Linked DNA regions of Homo sapiens: region 1 is linked to region 2. Evidence: read pairs that join two places in POLR2A ChIA-PET (ENCODE). Cell type or tissue: MCF 10A. All regions are shown on one strand. Each heading gives the region's core, and the rest is flanking DNA. Links, peaks and the distances in the headings are about the cores only.

The links. Peaks named below come from ENCODE experiments on the same cell type or tissue, not always from the same donor. Only the 100,000 strongest peaks of a DNase experiment are listed, where the experiment ranks them.
Region 1: POLR2A ChIA-PET joins it to region 2 with 8 read pairs; 8 of 35 experiments call an interaction of 5 or more read pairs at or near these places.

The regions. Positions count from the first base shown.
Region 1 is chr9:98,242,502-98,254,517 of GRCh38, reverse strand. It overlaps TBC1D2 (TBC1 domain family member 2), which reads left to right. Exons shown (of 13, transcript NM_001267571.2): 2 at 2,592-2,733; 3 at 10,389-10,524. Among named protein-coding and RNA genes, the nearest start is that of TBC1D2, 7.1 kb to the left of the region's middle. RefSeq lists enhancers at 4,855-5,771, 5,772-6,689. In MCF 10A, for the core only: no CTCF peak of the experiment used is centred there; a DNase peak (open chromatin) is centred at 5,517.
Region 2 is chr9:98,139,081-98,151,096 of GRCh38, reverse strand. All of the region lies in intron 2 of CORO2A (coronin 2A), which reads left to right. Among named protein-coding and RNA genes, the nearest start is that of TRIM14, 26 kb to the right of the region's middle. RefSeq lists an enhancer at 8,923-8,972. In MCF 10A, for the core only: no CTCF peak of the experiment used is centred there; DNase peaks (open chromatin) are centred at 4,186, 4,466 and 4,756.

The DNA of each region.
Region 1 (12,016 bases), core at 4,091-6,590, 100 kb before region 2:
TTCAAATTGTACATTTGCTACTTACTAGCTGTGTGACCCTGGACAAGTTACTTAACCTCTCAGAACCTAGGTGGTTTGTAAGCATTTGACACATCACAGGCATGTACAAATTGTTGAATTAATTGCATCACCTAGAATACAGCCTGGTACCTAGTGGAGTACTTAATAATTTTTTGTTGCATAAGCACACATGCACACACAAGGTGATGGAACCAAGGTCAGAGTGCTAATGTCAAGAGGAGGTGTCCCATAACTTAATTGGAAAGACAGATCTGGGCTAAGTGTTCTATGGGCATCAGAGAAGAATGTGCCAGGAGATAGCCTTCCCCACCCCATCCCCATCTGTCCACCCCTCCAACCCCAACTCCAGCTAAGTGGGTATCTGTGGATGCCCACGTGTTCAGTTCTCCTTTACTGACTGGACTTGGCGGGTGACCAGGCTGGGGGACTTGGTTAAAATAATGAAACTCAGGAATCCCTGGCCAGGGAAGGCATTTTCGAGGTCATGTGGTTCCCGGGTCTATGTGTCTCTTCCACAGGTTGACTGCTGTATGCAGGGTCTTCAACACATGGTCTTTATAATAGTATTCCATTGTTCCTGGCTCTGCGCTTGGCGGGGTGTGGAGCTAATGCACCCCCACCCCTGGTTCTCTGACAGCTTAAAGTCTGGTGGGAGAGACTGAGGGAGAACCTGCATGCACCCTGAAATGTTCTGTAGAGACATGTGATAAGTCTGTGCAAGAAGGTGTGGTGACAGGAGGAGTCAGTTCCACCAAGTGGAAGGGGCTAGCCAGAAAGGCATCTGGAGGAGGGACACACCCAAGGCTTGAAAGAAGAAATAGGTGGCAAGCAGACAAGAGGGAGAAAGGTATTCCAGGCCAAGAGAGCACCGTGAGCAAATTAGGAAACCATGATACAGCCCTGAGTGTCCAGGCAAATCACATGAGCCAGAAAAACAGAGGGGCCCAAAGGATGGAGTTGAAGAGCAGAGGCCCGAGGGTGGGGAATTGGCAAATTAGGCCAAGTAGCAAAAGCTCAGTCTGACTATTGGATAGAGAAGAAACTAGGGGAAGGGCAAGGCTGGTACTCAGGGAGCCCATCAGAAGGTGATCAGAAGAGAGTGACAGCTGAACTAGAGCTGTGGCTGTGGGGAAGGGGACAATGGAGGTGTCTCGGGATAGTAGGGAAATAGAATGAGGGAGATGTCAGGAGTGGCTGGAGTAACTGGCTGACTGCCTGGTTGGGTCAGTCACTGACAGGAGGGAACTCAGGATGAGGAGCCCATGGAACATCCAGGTACATGTCCCCTGCAGGAGACTCTCAAGTTCCAAGGGGACAGGGACCATGTGTGTTGGCTCACCCCTGTATTCAGTGCCTAGCACTATCTCTGACACATATGTCAATGCTCAGTATACCCTTGTCAAATGAGTTAATAAAATGGGGTATTTGGGTTCGGCTGGAGCTCATCAGCATTAAGGTCATGGGGAAGACCTGGGAGGTGCTGCAGTCTCTCTGAGAGAGTGTATGGAAAGAGAACACTGGTGGGCATCATTTATCTTATTGATACCTGTGTGACAGCCTGAGGGTCACTTTCACAGACTCCCCCCTGCATAGTGCACACCAGTGAACCCCTGAGATAGGGAGTTTGCCTCTGTTGCCATGTAGCCCGCTGTTGTTCTCATGTGGCCTTGATTGCAGGCAGCTCTCTGAGAATCCCCATCCACGCCCGGTGAGCTGTTCATCTTCTGCAGTCCACCTCAGCTGATCTCAGGCCTTCTTTATGAAGCCACTAATCTCCTGGCCATAAAATCCAACTTCTAGACCAGGGTTATGGGACTAGTTCTACCACCACATGCCTGGGCAACTTCAGAGGTTTAGTTTCTCCATCTGTAGAAAGGGGTGCTCACTCCTGCCTTGCCTCCCTCCTGAAGAATCCAGGAGTTATTGGATGTGAAAGTGGATGTTTGGACCAACCGCCAGCCAGTGCTGGGAGACTAATGACCAGCATTTACCATGAACTTGTTTGGAGGGCCAGAGCACCTGGAAGGTGCCACCATGTTGTCACATGTGCATGTGGCTTTCCAGTCTCCATTCATATCCATGATTCCAGTGCATCCCCAAGGCAAGGATTACTCCTATTCCACAAAAGGCAGCAAAGACTTGGAGATGTCACACAGAGATAGTGATGGTACCAGGACCCCACGCATATCAGAATTCAGTGCACCTCCCCCTCTCACAGCGCCTCCAAATTCCTCTATCCAGTGAGCACATTTTGAGCACCTACTGTGTGTCAGATACTGTGTGATACCCTTGTCTCATTTCATCCTCATCATTGTCCTATGCAATGAGACTTATTGTCACCAGAGTACAGATGAGGAAACTGAGGCCCAGAGCAGCTAAGGAACCGCTGAGTGGGAGACCAGAGCCTGATGATCTTCTGTGGCCAGGAAGCATACATACCTACAGTGACCCCCTTTTTTTTTTCCTGGGAAAGAAAGCATTCCTAAGCCTCCCACAACCTTCCCCTCTTCCTGCACCCAGTGCCACCCTTCAGGCACAGGGCCTTGCCAACTAATCCTTGTGCTTCTCAGGCCGCCACCAAGCAAGCGATGCTGTACTGGCTGCAGCAGCTGCAGATGAAGCGCTGGGAATTCCACAACAGCCCGCCGGCACCTCCTGCCACCCCTGATGCCGCCCTGGCTGGGAATGGGCCCGTCCTGCACCTCGAGCTAGGTACCCAATGGGCTACCCTCCTGCCTGCACACCCAGGGCTCTGGTGATTAAGCCTTTACCCTCCTGCTGGGAATGAGCGGGAGGAGCCCTCTGCTAAGGAAGCAGAGAGCCAGGGATATGACTCAGGATTAGTTAGGGCAAGAATTTGGGCTGAGGCCAGGCTGCCTGGGTTCAAATCCTAGTCCTATATAACTTTAGGCAAGTTGTTTAACCTTTCTGAGCTTGTTTCCTTCCCCATAAGATGAGGTTTATAAATTATCCCTACTTCTTAGGGATGTTTTGAGGATTAAATGAATTCATATACCTAAAATGGTTAGAACAATGCCTGCACATGGTCAGAACCCAATACTTGTGAGCTACTATTGTGATGACTATTATGGAAGGCCTCAAGAAATCAAACTTTCACAGAATTGCTGTGAGGAGGGTTAATAAGAAAATGCAGTGTTGTAGATTTGTGTCGTGAGTTGGGTAGATCAGTGACTTTTTTTTTTTTTGAGATGGAGTCTCACTCTGTTGCCCAGGCTGGAGTGCAATGGTGCAATCTCGGCTCACTGCAACTTCCGCCTCCCGGGTTTAAGCAATTCTCTGCCTCAGCCTCCCGAGGCAGCCTCAGCTGGGATTACAGGCACGTGCCACCACGCCCGGCTAATTTTTGTATTTTTAGTAGAGATGGGGTTTCACCATCTTGGCCAGGCTGATCTTGAACTCCTGACCTCGTGATCTACCCGCCTCAGCCTCCCAAAGTGCTGGGATTACAGGCATGAGCCACCATGCCTGGCCAGATCAATTATTTTTATCGCTGGTGTTCCCATAAGATAGGATCCTTTTCCCCCAGATGACTCACAAATGAAGTTTCTTGATCCCAAATCCTGGATCATCCCAACGTGGAAGAGTCCAGGAGACCACACCCTCCCACCCCCATGCTGCAGCCAGGAACATGATTGGCAGGTTTTAGGATCGGTATGGACCACCTCACAGCTGCCCCTGCAAGAATGTGGAAAATCAGGTCCCAGTACAAAGCCACACTGTGTCTAAAGTGCTTCATGTTCAGTTGACAGGGAGGCCAAATAGGCAAGGGCAGGACTTGTTACCAAGTACCCCCTGGACCTCTGTACCTGGGTGCTTTGCATGTCCAAAGCTGAGTACATCTGCCCCAACCCTTCTCCCCATTTCCCTTCCCTCCTCTCAGTAGATTTCCCCTCTTGTACCCACTAGTAGTTGCCCTCCACCCTTCCTCAATTCCAGCCAGTGAGTCCAGTCAATCACTGTGCTGGCCATTTTTGCCCTCTGACCCATACATCAGACCCAGGCCTTTCTCGCTGCCACTGCCCAGGTCACACCTCATCTCTCAAAGTCACAGTGGCCTCCTCTCCAGTATCCCCATGTGGAGGCCATGCCAGAACCCATCCCCTTCTCTGCAGCCTGAGTGAGCTTTCTTAAACCTGACCCTGAACCCGGTCACTGCCATCCAATGCCACCCACCACCTCACTCCTGCACTCAGGGCTCATCCCTCCTGATCTCACCTCTGCCTGCTCCCCCAGTCCCCACCTTGGGCTTGATGCTTCGGCAGAGTCTCTGCTCTCTCTCCTTTGCCTGGCAAATTCTTGCTTATTCTCTATGGCCAAGCTCCAGCATTGCCTTCTCTTCTTGCCAGCCTCCTCCTGGAAGCCTTCTCAGACTTTGTCAGCTGGATTCTCTCTGGGCCCTCAACACTTTTTTCAAACACTTCAAGGGAGACCTGTTCCATTGTGTTCTATTAATAATTACCCCCGTCCTTGTCCATCTCCACCCGCTAGCCCTTAAGGGTGGGGACTTTTTTTTGGTTGCCTGTGTCACCTCCCTGGTGTCCTGCCTGGCACATTGGATATTTGTGGAATGAATGTGTAAGTCAATACACTAAACTTTATAATTAAATGAGGAAAGGAATGTAAACCCCTTAGCATAACCTCAGGCACATAGTAAGTGCTCAATACATGGGAGTTGTCCTAATAATATTGTTATTCTATGTCTATATGTCTGTGCATAGAACACACCCATGCTATTACTATCATAATAGTATATACACAAACATATATAGGTGCTGTTACTAGTATAATAACTGTTCCTTTTATTCTTAATAATCATTAGTAATTTCTTTGGAGTTTCTTTTGAAGGGTTTCTTTGCTTCTGCTCCAGCCCCCACTCCCCATCTGCCAGGGAGCCAGACAACCCTGGTTTTGCAGAAAACTGCAGCCTGGGTTGATGCTGCTGCAAAGATCAGCATCAGACTAGAGGCCAGCAGAAACCTCTGCAATAATAGAATTCCTGTGTCTTAACTGAAATTTGAAGAAGCAGATTGTGGAAGAACGGCTCTGGGATCCTCAGACCTCTTCTGCTGTGGGGAACCTGTTGCAGGTTCTTTAATTGTGCGGCTTTGCTTCAGCACACACGGCGGGCCTCTTCCAGGCCAGCCCCTGCTGTGGGCATTGGAGAAAGGGGTGGAGTTGCTGTGATGACCTGGGTTCTAGTCTCCTGAGGAGGATGCTGCCTGAGACTCAGGAAGCAGGGACGTGAGCTTCTCCTCTTGAAACCTTTCCTCGCCTTGCAGCAAGCCTGCACTCTCCTCCCAGACCCAGGGCCTGGCAAAACCTTCCCAGCCCACCTAGAAAGATGTTTCTGGTGTCTTGGGCAAGTCAGCAAGGCCTGGATTAGCCACGTGGAGCAGGCTGCCCCACCTCGCCCGCCTCCACCCTTCCTGAGGAAGCAGCGGCCCGCTCCCATGTCGTTGAAAACCTCCTGACCCATGTCTGACTTTGAGTCAGAGACTTCTGGTAAAAAGTGTCTCGTCACTGCTCTTGAGCAATCTGCAAGGCATGTTCTCTCCTGCTTTTAAGGATTTACAACTTTATTTTATGCTTTACCTAAACAACGGTCTCCGCAGAGCCAAGAAAGATCAAAGGGAACCCACGAGACTTATAATAATAAGAATAGCAAGTTGCCACAGTAAGCTACAGTTTACAAAGGACCTGTATAAATGTGTACTGTCATGAAATATGCCTGCTGCCCCAACACTTTACATGCGTCATCTTATTTAATCCTCACAATAATTTTATAGAGTAGTTAGTGCTATTTCCATTTTATAGACCAGGAAACTAAGGCTCAAAGAGGTCAAGAGACCTGTCCTAGGTCATGTAGTAAGAAAACATCAGTGCTGAAATTCAAACCCTAGGCTGCAGACTCATAACCTGCCCTCCCAAAGCTAAGGGGCAGCCAGGCACTCGTCCAGGGCCCTCTAGGGAGGCAGTGACCTCCTGGGTCAGGCCCTTTTTTTGTCTAGGCAGCGCCTTCTTCCCACTGGTGGTGGGGCAACCCTCAGAGCTCACGTAAAAGGAGAATTACAAATAAATGCTGCTGAAAATCCTCTGTGTGGTCACTCATGGAGGGCATTTCTCCAGGGTGCCCCAGACTGCAGCCTCAGGTCATTGATTCTGCCTCCTGTGGGAAGTGCTGGTCTCTGTTGGGGCATCGCCATCCTGTGCCGCCCGTGCCTTGCACACTCCTTTGCATTGGGAGCTTGTGCCTTCATGGGCAGCCCCTCCTGTCTTAGATGATCTGCTTGTTAGAAAGGCTGCTCTGATAAGCCACATTGTTTAATGGGAAAAGCAAAAGTAGGGACGTGTTTGAGTCTATAACGGTGTCACCTGCTAGCTTTGACTTTGGCCACAAAACTCAACCTCTCTGAGTGGCTATTTCCTCATTGGTAAAACCTACCAGTGATGACAACCCCCAGGACTTGGCTCTGTGTAGTCTCAGAGTTGATCTAGGCCCACAGGTGGCACTTACAAGAAAACAGATATTAGCAGTTAGGGAAGTACTGCTAAGATATCAAAATCTTAGAGAAACTGTTAAGTTTTTTTGGTTTGCTTTGAATGAAGGAGAATAAGATGGTTAAAATATTGATAAATAAAAAAATTTTATTTTTTTCGAATCAGTTCAGAGTCTGGCTTAAAGGTTACTTTGAAAGATGTGAGTCCACAATATGGGGCTTTATGGCTTTTTTTTTTTTTTTTTTTTTTGAGACGGAGTCTCGCTCTGTCACCCAGGCTGGAGTACAGTGGCGCGATCTTGGCTCACTGCAACCTCCGTCTCCTGGGTTCAAATGATTCTCCTGCCTCAGCCTCCCAAGTAGCTGGGACTATAGGTGCGTGCCACCACGCCTGGCTAATTTTTTTGTATTTTTATTAGAGACGGAGTTTCACTGTGTTACCTGGGATGGTCTCAATCTCCTGACCTCGTGCTCCACCCACCTCCGCCTCCCAAAGTGCTGGGATTACAGGCGTGAGCCATCGTGCCCAGCCCAGCTTTACGGCTTTTTAAACATTTTTGTATACATTAACTCTGAAGGAGACAAGGTAGAGAGTATCCTTCTTGTTTTTTTTTTTGTTTGTTTGTGTTTGTTTTTGTTTTTTTTTTTTGAGACGGAGTCTCGCCCTGTCACACAGGCTGCTGGAATGCAGTGGTGTGATCTCGGCTCACTGCAACCTCCGCCTCCCAGGTTCGAGCGATTCTCCTGCCTCAGCCTCCCAAGTAGCTGGGACTACAGGCACACGTCACCACGCCCAGTTTGTTTTTGTATTTTTAGTAGAGATGGGTTTCCCCACGTTGGCCAGGCTGATCTTGAACTCCTGACCTCAGGTGATCTGCCTGCCTTGGCCTCCCAAAGTGCTGGGATTACAGGCATGAGCCACTGCGCCCGGCCCTTGATTTTTTTTTTTTTTTACTGATTTGCAACCAGGTCGCAACACCCTCCCCATGGAAACAGGGCCCAGCTACAGATCTTCTACCCAAAGCCAGGTTTGGTTCTTCAGCCTCCTGCTCAAACCCCTAGGAGCTCTGGTTTCCATCGTGATGAGATCCAACCACTTACCCACACCCCTTTCTGTTTGGCCTTCCCCACCCCATCTTCCCAGCTTCCTCCCCGCAAACTCAGCTCTGGGTCTGAAACCCCTTACTGTTGCCTGTATGCTTGGCATAGGAAGATCTTTCCTGGTTCCTCCTGCAGATTCAAATCAACCCCAGTCCTTAAGGCCCAGCTGCAGTGCCCCTCCTCCAGGAAGTTTCCCCTGACCTGGGTTGGAAAGACTCTGTCTCCACCTCCCAGAACTGCCCCTACCCCAGCACCTGACCCCAGGTGTGCACTTTTTCCCCTTCCCTGCTCCTTAGGCTTTGAGTTTCTGCTTTTATTCTTCTCACTTTCTCCAGCCCCACTCACAAGCCTCAGGGTAAACACCCAGTCTGTGTTTGGTGAGAGGATTCATGGAAGGGAGGGCCTCAAAGATCTCGCATTTGAGGAGTGTGAGTGCTGGCCTACCTGCCAGATCTGATGGAGCCTGTTAGGAATTTACAAATACACTGTCTGTTGTTTGAACTACTGCTAAGTTTCTTTTCTTAGGTAGGTTGAACAGCTCCCCCTGACCCCCATCATTATATTTAATATTTTTATACCCACACCCTTTTTGCAGATATAGTGCAAAAACAAATCTCCGCTCCTAAATGTTTCAGTCTCCCAGTAAGAGGGCTCCAAGTGGAAAGTGTCTGCTGCCCTGGTAGGTCTCAGGGGCTGTCTAATCAAGCTCATACCAACCCATAAGTGGTCCTGGCTCTTTTCTCCTTTTTCTAACACTCAAAGTTAATTTCTAAATATTTCACCTCCCCTCTCTTATACTTCACATAATTTCCTTGGCCTTGAAAGCTTGCTTAACATTAAACATTTTCAAGTCACTCACTGTAGAAGAATCATTGTTTAAACAGAACATTTGGAAGACTAAAAAGAAAAAGAACCTGTAATCCTATCACCCAGAGGCAGCCAGTATTAACCTTATGTTATGACCTCCTGCCTGCCTTTTATTTAAACACATTTCAGATCATATAATAATATAAAATGTCCTACTTTGTTTTTTGATACTCAGTAGTGTGACCCTAATATTTGCGTGTGTTTTTAAAATCTCTGTATAAACATCTATTTTTGATAAATACATATTCTTTTTCTGTTTATAAAGTAACCCATGTTTATTGTAGAAAATTTGGAAAAAAAACAGTAAAATACAATGAGAATAGCCTGCTCACTGCAAATCCCATCACGCAGCTCAAACCACTGTTAAGATTGCGGAGTATATTTCTTTGAGACTTTTTCTGTACAATTGAGATTACACTATAACCCCAATTTTTTTTTTCTTTTGAGGCGGGGTCTTACTCTGTTGCCCAGGCTGGAATGCAGTGGCACCATCTCCGCTCACTGCAACCTCCACCTCCTGGGCTCAAGTGATCCACCCACCTCAGCCTCCCAAGTAGCTGGGACTATAGGCACGCACCACCACACTCAGCTAATTTTTCTGTTTTTTGTAGAGATGGGGTTTTGCCATGCTGCTCAGGTGGTCTCAAACTTTCAGCTCAAGTGACCCACCCAGCTCAGCCTCCCAAAGTGGCGGGATTACAGGTGTGAGCCACAACATCCAGCCTTCCAATTTTTTGTTTGTTTTTGTTTTGTTTCTTTGTTTTGTTTTTTGAGATGGAGTCTCACTCTGTCGCCCAGGCTGAAGTGCAGTGGCACGATCTAGGCTCACTGCAAGCTCCGCCTCCTGGGTTGAGGCCATTCTCCTGCCTCAGCCTCCCAAGTAGCTGGGACTACAGGCGCCTGCAACCATGCCTGGCTAATTTTTTGTATTTTTAGTAGAGATGGGGTTTCACCGTGTTAGCCAGGACAGTCTCGATCTCCTGACCTCATGATCTGCCTGCCTCAGCCTCCCAAAGTGCTGGGATTACAGGTGTGAGCCACTGCGCCCGGCCCAATTTTTTTTTAATCTGGCTTTTTCCACTTAATATTATATTCCATACAGGTTTCCCTGTTTATAAGTATTTATTCACATTGTTTTGAATGATTAATATTCCGTCATATGAAGACATTCTGATATACTTAACCTATTCCCAAGTTTTTAGATCTTTTCCAACTTGAGGCTATTGTGACAATGCTAGAAGGAACGAACCTCTTGGCACATAAAGTTTTGTCTGCACTTCCATCTTTAGGATGGACTCTCAGATGTAGAATTAACTGTAGGTCTGCCTTTTTTTTTTTTTTTTTTTTTTTTGAGACGGAGTTTCACTCTTGTTGCCCAGGCTGGAGTGCAATGGCGCGATCTCGGCCCACTGCAACCTCCGCCACCCAGGTTCAAGCGATTCTCCTGCCTCAGCCTCCTGAGTAGCTGGGATTGCAAGAATGCGCCACCACGCCTGGCTAATTTTGTGTTTTTAGTAGAGACAGGGTTTCTTCATGTTGGTCAGGCTGGTTTCTTAACTCCCCACCTCAGGTGATCCGCCCATCTCAGCCTCCCAAATTGCTGAGATTACAGGCATGAGCCACCGCTCCCAGCCAGGTCTGCATATTTTTAAGGGGTTTGCAGGAGGGCTGTACCAGCAAAATGCATCATTTTACTGGCTGCAGAACATTTTGTGAAAAGCCTATTTTGCTGCTGTTAACCTACAGGGAGGGCCTGCTTGCCCCTGCAACTCTCCAACTCCAGCCTGTTCCCAGTCAGGGCTGCACCCATAGCATCCCACCTGACCTGTCTTTCCAAGTGCAGTGACCCAGCTGATGGATTTCCCTTTTCTTTGTTCCCAGGGCAAGAAGAGGCAGAGCTGGAGGAGTTCCTGTGCCCTGTGAAAACACCCCCTGGGCTAGTGGGCGTGGCAGCTGCCTTGCAGCCCTTCCCTGCCCTTCAGAATATTTCCCTCAAGCACCTGGGGACTGAAATACAGTAAGTGCCAGTGGAGCTGAGGGGCTAGCCAAGCTGCAGGCAGCCCCTTCAGTGGAGCTTGACCCACTGTGATTCTCCTGCAGGGAGATGGGCCCCGGGAGAGGGTTATGGGCTTTATTTTCAATTAATCACATCATCACTTTAAAATATTACATTTGGCCGGGTGTGGTGGCTTATGCCTATAACCCCAGCACTTTGGGAGGCCGAGGTGGGCGGATCACTGGAGGTCAGGAGTTCGAGACCAGCCTGGCCAACATAGCGAAACCCCTTCTCTACTAAAAATACAGTAATTAGCCGGGCATGGTGGCAGGTGCCTATAATCCCAGCTACTCAGGAGGCTGAGGCAGGAGAATCGCTTGAACCCAGGAGGCAGAGGTTGCAGTGAGCCGAGATTGCACCATTGCACTCCAGCCTGGGCGACAAGAGTGAGACTCTGTCTCAAAAAAAAAAAAAAAAAAATACATTCATTGGAAAAGTGGTACATGTTCATTATAGGAAATCAGAAACATCTGGAAGGGTATAAAAAATTACCCACTGGACGAGGTGGCTCACAGCCTGTAGTCCCAGCTACTAGGGAGGCTGGAGCAGGAGGATCACTTGATTATAAGTAAAGTATTTTTTTTAATTATCCATAATCCTACCACCCAGACAAATATTCTTAGCATTTGGTATATTTCTTTCCTCTACATTTTCTATATACATATTGCATAAATGAGATCATATTGAATGTGATGTAGTGATGGTTTCACAAATGTCTATACATGTCAAAAGCATCAAATTACTCATTTTTAACTTGTGCAATTTATTGTGTCAATCATATCTCAACTACTTTGTTATTTAATAATATATTATATATATATACCTTACTATTGTCAGGCTTTGTTTTAGATAATTTCTAAGAAGGTAGCAGTATGGACCAGGCGTCGTGGTTCATGCCTGTAATTGCAACACTTTGGGAGGCCAAGACAGGAGGATCACTTGAGGCCAGGAGTTCAAAACCAGCCTGGGCAACTTCTGAGACCCTGCCTCTACAATAAGTAAAATGAAGTTAGCCAGGCATAGTGGCATGTGCCTGTAATCCCAAGCCCAGGAAGTCAAGGCTGCAGTAAGCCATGATCATACCACTTCATCCTAGCCTGAGCAACAGAGTGAGACCCTGTCTCAAAAAAAAAAAAAAAAAAAAAAAAAAAGGCAGCAGTGTGGCCTGGGCTTTGGAAGCAAACTGCCTGGGTTTGTATCCTGGCTCCACCAGTCATGGCTGTGCTGCTGTTGGCAAGTTGTTTCTCAATGCTTTTCTTACCTTGTTAGTAAATGTAAATACAACAGCGCTTGCCTTATAAGCTTAGCATGGTAATTAAATCGTTTAATGCATGCAGCCTGCTTTAGAACTGTGCTTGGCAGTCTTAAGCATGAAATGCATATTAGCTGCTGCTGCTATTGTTACTCTAGTTGAAGGGATGGAAACTTTCAGGAATTCAAACTATATCCAATA
Region 2 (12,016 bases), core at 3,540-6,039:
GGTATAAATGGCAAAGGGAAGGGCACAAGCAAAGGCATGGAGGTGCAACTGTATATAGAATGTTCAGGAAGCAATGCAGAGAGCAGCTGTCTGGCCAGAACAAATAATCTGTGAAGGAGAAGAAGGGAAGTACCCTAAGGAAGTGGACTGGGGCTAGCTGAGCAGAGCCTTGAATGCTGGGGTGAGGCATGTGACCTGTATCCTAAAGAGAGAGAGAATGTTTCGAGCTAGGGAGGGACAAGTGCAAAATGGAATTTGTAGAAAGACATAAAAAGGTCAAAATGGGAAGGACCCCCTATAGATGGCCGATTTTGCTACTTGTTTCTTCCAAGCTTTGCATGCTTGTAAAAGATTACGTCCACCAAACAAACTGCATTCTTAATTAATTCAATAATTAGTTGGTTTTCCTTTTATTACTCAAACTCTCAGAACTGTCACTGTTTCTAACTTGCATGAACTGCTCGGTGTAAATGGGTACTAACAACTGATATAAAGAAAATAAATTGGTGTGATGTGATAGAGTGTGACGTGGGTTGGGAGAGGGGACCTAGTTTAGGCAGGATGGTCTGGGAAGGCATTCCTGGGAAGGTGATCTTTGAGCCGAGAGCCACTTGAGGCTCTAAAGGGAGAGTATGCTGGCAGAACAAATAGAACATGCAAACATTCCCCTGAGTGGGAATGGGTTTGGTGTGTCTGTGCATTGTCAGCACGTGGACACATGTGCTGTGACCACAGAGTGGTGGGAGGAGGTGAGGTCAGATTGGGGAGTAGGGCCTGGACTGTGAAGGCGTCGTAAGCCCAGGCAGGAGTCTGGGCTCTATCCTGAGTCCAGTGGGAAGCCACTGGAGGGTTGAAACTCACTTGTCAGCCAGGCGCTGTGGCTAACACCTGCAATCTCAGCACTTTGGGAAGCCGAGGCAGGCAGATCACGAGGTCAGGAGTTTGAGACCAGCCTGGCCAACATGGTGAAACCCTGTCTCTACTAAAAATATGAAAAATTAGTTGGGCGTGGTGGCAGCCACCTGTAACCCCAACTATTCGGGAGGCTGAGGCAGGAGAACTGCTTGAACCCAGGAGGTGGAGGTTGCAGTGAGTCAAGATCGCGCCACTGCACTCCATCCAGCCCAGGCAACAGTGCGAGACTCTCTCAAAAAAAAAAAAGAAAGAGAAAAAGAAACTCACTTGTCCTACACAGCCTGATCCTAGATAAAATGTGTGATTCTCTTTGGGCTTTTTGAAATATAATAAATAGCTCAAAGATACATGTTAATTGCTATCATCACAGACTCCTAGGAATCCAGATCCAACAGGAGCTGTGATACAGTTTGGATGCTTGTCCCCTCCAATTTTCATGTGGAAATGTGATCCCCAGTGTTGGAGGTGGGGCCTCATGGGAGGTGTTTGGGTCATGGGGGCAGCTCATGAATGGCTTGATGCCCTCCCTGTGATAATGAGTTCACCTGAGATCTGATTGTTGAAAACAGTCTGGGACACCTCCCCGTGGCCTGCGGCACACCTGATCCCCCCTTCACTGTCTGCATGATTGGAAGCTCCCCTGCAGTCCTTACCAGAAGCAGATGCTGGTGCCAGGCTTCTTTTGCCTCCTGCAGAACTGTGAGCCAAACAAACGTCTTTTCTTTGTAAATACTCAGCCTCACATATTCCTATATAGCAATGCAAAATGGACTAACACACCCAGGAGCCACTAATCAGAGCTTCTCATACTTTAGTGTTACAACACAGATTCTGATGTAGTGGGTCTGAAGTGGGGCCAGGGAATCTGCATCTCCAACAAGCTCCCAGAGATGCCTGATAAAATACAGGATGCCCAGTTTAATTTGACTTTCAGATAAACAACAAATCGTTATTTTTGCTTTTTTCTTTTTAATTAAAAGTTTTATTTTGACATCATAGTAGATTCACAAGCAGTTATAAGAAATAGTACAGTGCAATTCTGTGTATCCTTTACCCTGTTTCTTCCAGTGGTAACATCTTATAAGACTACAGTACGCAGTACAGCATACTGTTGTGATACTGGCATCACTACAGTCAAGATACAGAACATTCCATCATCACAAAGATCTGTTCCCCTCCACCCCCATTCCCTCCTTAACCCCAGATGACAATTAACCTGCTCTCCATTTCTATACTTTTCCCGTTTTAGGAATGTTACATAAATGGAATCATACAATATGTAACCTTTTCAGCTTGGCTTTTTTTACTCACTGTATTTCTCTCGCAGTTCAGCTGGGTTGTTGCATATATTGAGTATTGATCATTTTTTTTTGTGTTTTGTGTGTGTGTGTTTTGTTTTTTTTGTTTGTTTGTTTTGTTTTGTTTTGTTTGAGACAAGCTCTGGCTCTTTCACCCAGGCTGGAATGCAGTGGCATGATCATATCTCACTGCAGCCCTGAAGCCTCCACTTCCTGGGCTCAAGCAATCCTCTTACGGCAGCCTCCTGAATAGCTGGGACTACAGGTGCATGCCATCACACCCAGCTAATTTTTGTATATTTTTTATGTAGAGGTGAGGTTTTGCTATGTTGCTCAGGTTGGTCTTGAACCCCTGGGCTTAAGTGATCCACCCACCCCAAACTTCTGGAATTACAGGTATGAGCCACTGCACCTGGCCTCAATTATGTGTTCCTTCTTTCTTTTTTTAAATTTTTATTTATTTATTTATCTTATTTTTTTTTTTTTTTTGAGATGGAGTCTCGCTCTGTCGCCCAGGCTGGAGTGCAATGGCATGATATTGGCTCACTGAAGCCTCCGCCTCCTGGGTTCAAGCAACTCTCCTGCCTCAGCCTCCCAAGTAACTGGGACTACAGGCACATGCCACCACACCTGGCTAGTTTTTATATTTTCAGTAGAGATGGGGTTTTGCTATGTTGGCCAGGCTGGTCTCAAACTCCTGACCTCAGTTAATCTGCCTGCCTCAGCCTCCCAAAGAGCTGGGATTACAGACATGAACCACCTTGCCTGGCCTCTTTTTTTTTTTTTCTTTTTTTTTTTTAATAGAGGCGAGGTCTCATGATGTTGCCCAGGCTGGTCTCAAACTCCTGAGCTCAAGTGATCCTCTTGCCTCAGCCTCCCAAAGTGCCAGGATTACAGGCATGAGCCACCACTCCTGCCTCTGTGTCCTTTCTTACTGCTGAATAGTATTCTATGGTATGGATGCACTACAGTTTATATAACCATTCACTCACTGAAAGCCAGTGGGTTGTTTCGAGTTTGGGGCTATTACAGATTAAGCTGTTACAAACATTTGTGTACATATTTTTGGGTGAATATAAGTAAGTCTCCATTTCTCTGGCATAAAGGGCCAGGAGTGCGGTTGCTGAGTCATAAGGTAGTTGCATGTTTAGCCTTATAAGAAACTGTCAATTTATTTTTACAAATTTTTAGTGTAAGTAAAATATTGCATGGAACCTCCTTATGCTAAAATATTTGTTGTTTATCTGCAATTTGAATTTTACTGGGCATCCTGTGTTTTACTTGCTAAATCTGACTTCCCTCCTCCCAGGTGATACCGATCTACTTGTTTGCCAATTGCATTTTCAATAGCAAGGCTCTAATCTAGCTCAGGTTCATAATTATGGAAAAATCTCAAGCACAAAAGTAGATAAAAATAATATGATGAACTTTCCTCAGCCCAGATTCTAGAATTATCAAGTTTGCCCTCTTGCTTCACTCATCCCTTTTACCTGAAGTATTTTAAAGCAAATCCTAGACATTTTGTCATTTCAACCTCTGCCCCCCGCCCCCTACCACATGTCAGTATGCAATTCTAAAACCAGGGACATTTTCTGACATAACCATAATGCCAGGATCACATTAATAATAACTCTTGTGTCACCTGATTCCTAATTCATGTTAATGGTCCCTGGTTGCCTCATACATGCCACTTTGCTTGTGGTTTGTTTGCCTCAAAGTCCAGATGGGGTCCACATCTTGCATTTGATTGATGTTTCTTTTTAATTTTTTCTTATTGTAAGTAGAGATGGGGTCTCACTATGTTGCCCAGGCTGGTCTCAAACTCTTGGGCTCAAGGGATCCTCCTGCCTCAGCCCCCCAAAGTGCTGGGATAACAGGCATGAGCCACCACACCTGGCCAATATGTTTCTTATTAAGTAACCACATCCATTACTACTGTGCAGGCACCATGCCATAGCACTTACCTGCACAGACAGGCCTTAGAGGCTCTTTATTATGTTGTAACCAGGGTTGGAGTGATTATGCTGATACCTTATGAACATTAGCCCCATTTATAGGGGATCTTGCCCCATTGCACAGATGAGGTCGCTGAGGCTCAGGAAGATGACTTCCCAGAGGACCCTGTGCAGTGTGTCCAGGACCCGAATGGGAGCCCAGACCTGGGTGTGGCCTCGGGCCTTGCTCTCACTTCACTGACATGAGGCCCCTGAGGTTTGGCACTGATTTGCATCAGCTCCTACTTGTTACCAGGATTACGTTCTGTGCCAGGCACAGAGATGTATCAGTAGGTGAGTGATGTGAGAACAAGGAAGGGACAAGCTAGCTAATGATTTAATTAAGTACATAAATTGCATTGAGATTGGGAGATGTCTGGCCTTGCCACAGCGTGCAGGAAGTCCTTCTCAGAGGGGCCGGGCTGCCCCAGGCAGTTTCAGATGTCCCAAAGGGAGTGACACTGCAGGCAGGGTCCCTCCCTCTTGCCTGTTGTGACCCAGGGTGAGCTGGTTAGAGGGAGGCTGGAGGTGAGTTTCGCAACCTGCAGCCTTGGCAACCAGGGACTGTACTCAGGGAACAAAGGCAGCAGGGGAAGGCTGGGGAGAGGCCAGGACTGTGCTCCTGAGCCTGGGGCCCAGCCTGCCACAGAGTCACTCCAGGGAGGGGGTGAAGAAGGTGGACTTTGCTGTGAGGTGTGGAGGGTGGGGAGGAATGAAAGCAAGGGCAGGCAGAGCCCCTGGGGGTCAGCCCTGGAACCCTGCTGGGAGTAGACAGGCCAGAGGGGACATGGGCCTGAGGGCCTAATGGACACCGTGGCTTTCAGGTGCCTGGGAGAGTGGAGAGGAGCATTTCACTGCCATGATCTTAAAGGCCAGCCTTAGCCAGCATGGTGGCTCACACCTGTAATCCTGGCACTTTGGGAGGCCAAGGCAGGAGATCACTTGAGGTCAGGCATTCGAGACTAGCCTGGCCAACATACCAAAACCCTGTCTCTACCAAAAATAAAAAATCAGCTGGGCGTGGTGGCACATGCCTGTAGTCCCAGCTACTTGGGAGGCTGAGGCAGGAGAATCACTTGAACCCGGGAGACAGAGGTTGCAGTAAACCAAGATCGCACCATTGCACTCCAGCCTGGGCGACAGAGCAATACTCTGTCTCAAAAAACAAACAAACAAAAAACCAAGGCCAACCTGACCCTTCTCAAGCCGATGTGTGTCCACATCACTCCGCTGCTCAGATGCCTCCCAGGACTCCTTGCTGCCTGCAGATAATGTTCTGCCTCTCTCATCAAAGCCCTCTATGCCCTGTCCTAGCCAACTGTTTGGAACCTCAGAGCCTTCCATAGCACATATCTGTTCCCTCCATACAAATTGCCCTTCTAGAAAGGCAGGGTATGGGCTAGTCTGGCATTTTGGAAGTCTCTTCCAGTTCTAGGGGTTTGTTCATCCTGGACAAGAACATACTCAAGGAATGGGTCCTCTGTCTTCAAATATCCAAGGAGTTGGCCTGCCACAGAGGGCCCAGATGTGTCTATAGGTCCCCAAAGGACAACGCCAGGACCAGAAGTGGGAAGTGAGGGGAAGCAGGGGCCACCTGGAGGCCACACTGGGCTCGAAGTAGGAAACATTTTCTCCAAATTCACAAGGTCTGAAAGTAGGATGAATTACCTCAGGAGGAAGTGAGCTCCCTGTCCCCACAGGTGACCAAGTGGGGACACCAGCTGTGGTTCACCGCTTTCATCCCTGGATGTTGGATTCTACAGTAAACCCTCCAAAGGCTCATCTGGGTGCTCATAAGGAGAGGGGTGATGAAGGATGCTCTGCCCTAAATCATGGGAATGTGCTGTGCATTTTAGAAGTGCTGCCATTCCTAGGGTCAAGAAATGCTCCTCTCATCTCTCCCTCTGCTCAATCCCAGCCTCCTCTGGGCGGTCCCTGGTCCCACATCTCACCCTCTCCAGTCAGGACATGGCTCACCTATCCATTTGTCCACCTCTCTATTGGGTCCAGCCTTGCACCCTGGGCAGGGTGAGTAGACTCCATGCCCTCAGCCTCACCCCTCTTGCTCAGCCTCCTCTCTTGCCCTGTCCTCCAGCCTACCGTGCCCGCTGGCTGCTTCAGCCTCCTCCCACTTAAAACCTACCTGTGGCCCTGCCTTTCTGACTTGAGATTCCTCCCCTCCACCTGACCTGGTCAAAGTCTCCCTCTCTTTAAGGCCCAATTTAAAGTCCTCCTCCTCCAGGGAGCCTTCTCTGGTTCATCCCCCAGGTCTCTTGTGTGCCTCTCCTCTGAGCTCAAAGTATATTCCTTCCTGCCTCCTCCATAAGGTAGATGGCTCCTATAGCCCAGGATTGTGAGTACCGCATCTCTGCCATCACCTGCATGCAGTCTGGCACATAGTATGTCCTCAGTGAAAGGCCTGTATGATGATGATGATAACCATGGTGTGAGGACAGCAAGAGCAGACCAGGCCATAAGAGGAAACATTCCCAATCCTGGCTCTGCTGTCCTTAGTACATGATTGTCAACCTCTCTGAGCCCCAGCCTCTGCACTTGTAAATGGGGAATTCTTGTACTATGTCCTGGGGTGGTTGGGAGGTAAATCAAATATTATGAGCAACGCAGCTGGCACTGGGCCTGGCACATATATGACTCCCTAGATTATGGTTTCTAAAGAAAAGCTTTTTTTTTTTTTTTCTTCGAAACAGGATCTCACTCTGTTGCCCAGGCTGGAGTGTAGTGGCACGATCATGGCTCACTGTAGGCTGGACCTCCCAGGCTCAAGTGATCCTCCTGCCTCAGCCTCCCGAGTAGCTGGGACCACAGGTGTGCATCCCTACACCGGACTAATTTTTGTAGAGATGGGGCCTGTTGCCCAGGCTGCTCTTGAACTCCTGGCCTTAAGTAATCTGCCTTGGACTTCCAAAGTGCTGGAATTACAGACATGAGCCACTGTGCCCAGCCAAGAAGCATTTAAAAACCTATTTCTTATAGACATGGGAACATGTCTGATCCAGCTGCCTGCATTCACCAGTAGGAAAACAATCAAGCCACTAGTTCATTCATGGAGGGCATGCCTGGAGCCACTGCTATGTAGGAAAGGATGGGAGTCCCCATGCAGAACAGTTTGTCCCCTGCCCAGTGAGTATATCCCCTGGCCCCTGAAACATACTGAGCAACAATAAAACTGGGTAATGGTAATGAGCTGTGATGAGCTTCTCCTGGCTAATGTACTGAGTACTTAGCAAGTACTGGGCACCGTCTTCAGTGCTTTACTGTGAATGAGGTGCTACTACTGTTGTCATTTCGTAGATAAGGAAACTGAGGCATAGAGAACTGAGGTCACTTGCCCAAGGCTGCACCATGGTAAGGGATGTGGCAGGGATTCCACCCCTGGAAGCCAGAGTCTGCCTGCCCACTTCACCTCTGCTACACTGTGTGTCCTCCCTCTGCCCGTCCTGCCACCCCTGCCTCCCAGTCTCCACCCTGAGCTGTTGGGATGCTCATTTGAGGCCATGACTATGATGCTGTTGTAGGAACAGCTGCTCCCTTGACTGCTGAGGGTCGTGACAGTGGCCTCACAACCTCTCCCTTTCTGGCAATGGAGGTCAGCCGTAGAGAGTCCCCAGTCTGGTCCCCCACCCGCCTGACTCCTCCTGGGTCCTTCTGTCCTGTCTTCCCCCTCTGCCCCAGGGCAGCCCCTTGGAGACTTGGAGGTGATGCCTCTCCAGGCAGGGCGGCCCAAGCCAGGGTTCTGTGGGGTCTGCGAGGGGAGCAGGCGTGTCTCCCCTGATTTAGAGCTTGTACACCACATCCATCAGAAGCCTGTTTCTGGCTGAGTGCTGGCCTAATGGGCAGAAGGTGGAAATGGCCTCCTGATGATAAATGTCCCTGACAGGCTTTTAGCAGCTCAGTCAATAGCCCACCAGGCTGGCTAATGTCCGCTCCTGCCTGTGGTCCTCAGCGTAAAACCTTTTAGAAGCAGAGCAATCTGCCAGCCCAGGGCAGGGCAGCGCAGGGCAGCGCAGGGCAGCGCAGGGCAGGGCAGGGCAGGGGAGGTGGGGCGGAGGGGAGGGCTGGGGTGGGCTGGGGTGTGAGTGGGCAGCCTTCCCTCATCAGCTGAGAAGGAAGAGAAGGCTGAGAAGGAAGAGAAGCTGTCTAGGGCTAGGCCCTTCTGAGCCACGCCCAACCCTAAGGCGCCTTCCCTGAGTCTGTGGGAGGTGGGAGGTGTGTGTCTGAATGGGGCTCCTGGGCACTTTGCCTCCCGTCAGCCCGAGGGCAGCCTGACTATTGGCTCATCTGGCTTTTCTTGGGAAACCGCACTGCGGAAATTGGGGCATGGCCCTGGGCCAGAGTCTAAAGGCCCGGAGAGCAATCAGTGCCCCACAGCCAAAGACACAGTACTGCTCATGGCCTTTGACCCAGGAAATGATCCCAGAGAAAGGAAAGGCTGTGTGCAGGAAGGAGGCCAGGGCAGGGACTCACAGAGCACTCACTGGTGCTCCCTCAGAGCACAGGAAGTACAGCACCAGGCTCACACTTGGGGAACCAGAGGCCTGGGCTCAAGCCCAGCTCTGCCCCTCACCTTTGCAGTGACCCTGGGCAAGTCCCTACTCCATGCTGGATTTCCCCAAGTCTGAGGTCCGAGAGAGGGTGCTGGGATCCATTCGCAATGCCTGCCACAGGTGCAGGATAAGACAGTGCAGCTGTGGGCTCCATTCCTGGTCTCTAGAGCCCTTCAAGAGCTACAGTTTTATAACAGAAGTTTTTGGCTAATCCTGGATGGACCCATTTTTTCAGAAAATCTGTATTTTTGTTTTTAAACACCTTTTTTAATTGCAAAACTTACATAGCTAAAAATAAGACAAAGATATTAAAGCCAGCCATTTATTCCACCATCTAGATATAACCATGATTAACATTTTGGCTCATTCCTTTTAGTTTTTTTTTCTCAGTTTTGACATACAAATATACATACATATACATATAATAGTAGCTTCTGTTACTGAGCACTTACAGTAACACCTGACTGTTGGGCTCTTCATGCATAGTATCTCATTTAACTCTCAACAATCCTGCAAGGAAGAAATGATTATTCATTCACATTTTACAGATGAGGAAAAAGAGGCTTGCAAAATGTGAGCAGGTGCACAACATGCTCAGGTTTTAATTTTCGAAAACTCACCTTGAGGACAGTGTACAGGATGTCCTGGAGGCTAAGCAAGAGGTCATTGGCAGCTGGGCGCAGTGGCTCAAGCCTATAATCCCAGCACTTTGGAAGGCCAAGGCGGGCAGATCACCTGAGGTCAGGAGTTCAAGACCAGCCTGGCCAACATGGCAAAACCCCGTCCCTACTAAAAAATACAAAAACTAGCTGGGTGTGGTGGCACGCACCTGTAATCCCAGCTACTCAGGAGGCCGAGGCAGGGAGAATTGCTTGAACCTGGGAGGTGGAGGTTGCAGTGATCCGGGATCGCACCGCTGCACCCCAGCCTGAGCAACAAGACGAGACTCCATGTCCAAAAAAAAAAAAAAAAAAAGGGTCAGTGGTCCCATGGAGACCTGGGCCAGGGCCTGTGGGTGCAGTGTCCTTCTAAGACCCTAGCTCCAGGTACCGCCCTGCCAGGACAGGGCAGGAAGCATGCACCTCTCTCCCCTGTCCTGCTGTAGAAGAGGCAGAGACCACTTGAAAGAGAGAAAATTTTCACCTCCCTCCATGCACATCACTAACAAAGGACACAAGTCCACATTCTTTCCTTTTTTTTTGGTTCTCTTTCTCCCTCTGAATGTGTAGGTGTGTGTATAATTTTTTGTTTTCAGAACTCTTTGAGGGTAAGTTACATCCATCTTAGCCCTTCATCCCTAAATACTGTTTCCTAAAAATACAAATATTCTCTTACATTACTGCAGTACATTATCAACTTATATAAGTTTAATGTTGTGATAATACTGTAATCTACCGTTCTTGTTTAGATTTGTTAAATAATGTCCTTTATAGCGTTGTCCCCTCCAGTAGGGGATCCAGTCTAGGCGGAGGTGTCTGATCACTTTTTCCTGAGGGGAGAGACCTGGATTAGCCAGAGTATTTCCAGAGGGAGGCACAGGACCACCTCCTCTGTTTGCAGAGCTACTAAAATGCATGCATAGGCCAGGCACGGTGGCCCATGCCTGTAATCCCTAACTTTAGGAGGGCAAGTTGGGAAGATTGTTTGAGCCCAGGAGTTCAAGACCAGCCTGGGCAACATAGCAAGACCCCATCTCTACAAATAATTTTAAAAATTAGCTGAGCTTGGTGACACATGCCTGTAGTTCTTAGCCTGGAACTTGGGAGGGTGAGGTGGGAAGATTGTCTTACCCCGAGTTCGAGGCTACAGTGAATCATGATTGCACCACTGCACTCCAGCCTGGACAACAGAGTGAGACCCTGTCTCTTAAAAAAAAAAAAAACAAGTACAGTGGTCTCTACACAGATGGGGAGGTGATGGAAGAAGAGAAGGTTGGGTGTTCCCTGAGTCCACCCTGTTCTTGAAAGTCCCTCTAGAAAAAATCCCAAGACTATTGATTCTGCAAAGTCAAGGACTATGTTGAGTGTTCACCTTGCAATCAGCCCCTCCAACAGCACCTGTCCCCTGGGCACCTCGGGAATATTTGTGGGATGGATGGATGTTGGCCAGTTTTCTTCTCAGCTGTCTCTTTCACTTAGATATAAAAATGGCTGGGGGAGCATTCTGGTGGGTGGCTCAAGAACCTGGAACTAGATGGTGGATGTGGGAGGTCGAGGGCCTGGGTCCTGGTCCCTGTTCTGCCAGGGCCATGCAATGTGATGTGCAAAATGAGCAGATTGGTCACTGCCAGTCCAAGGTTCTGTGACTGAACTGGTGTGGTTTCTCTATGACCCCAAGAAATCCAAGTCTCTTGGTGGAGTTGGAAATAGCTTCAGGGCTGTGTGGCATGGGCTGGGGGACCTGTATGTCCCTCCCAGCACCTATACAGGAATTCTCATTAGGAAAGGGGAAAATGAGGGAAATGCCCTTTCTATGTAATTGAGGTAGAATTCACATACCAGAAAATTCACCGTGTTTTGTTTTTTGTTTGAGACAGGGTCCCATTCTGTTGCCCAGGCTGGAGTGCAGTGGCACAATCATAGCTGACTGCAGCCTCGACCTCCCAGGCTCAAGCAATCCTCCCACCTCAGCCTCCCAAGTAGCTGGAACTACAGGTGTGCGACACCATGCCTGGCTATTTATTTATTTATTTATTTTTGAGACGGAGTCTCACTCTATTGCCCAGGCTGGAACGCAGTGGCACAATCTCAGCTCACCGCAACCTCCACCTCCTGGGTTCGAGTGATTCTCCTGCCTCAGTCTCCCAAGTAGCTTGGATTACAGGCATGTGCCACCACGCCCGGCTAATTTTGTATTTTTAGTAGAGGTGGGGTTTCACCATATTGACCAGGCTGGTCTCAAACTCCTGACATCAGGTGATCCACCCATCTTGGCCTCCCAAAGTGCTGGGATTACAGCCGTGAGCCACCATGCCAGGCCTAATTTTTTGATTTTTTGTAGAGACGGGGTTTTGTCCTGTTGCCATGTTGGAAAATTCACCGTTTTAAGGTGTATAGTTCAGTGGATCTTAGTATATTCACAAGGTTGTGAATATACTGTGAATAAACTGTCACCACCACCTAATTTCAAAATCATTTTGTCACTCCAAAAAGACACCCCTCACTCATTAGCAGTCACCCCCTATTGCCCCTTCTCCCAAGCCTGAGGCAACCAGAATCTTGCCTTCTGTCTCCATGAATGTATC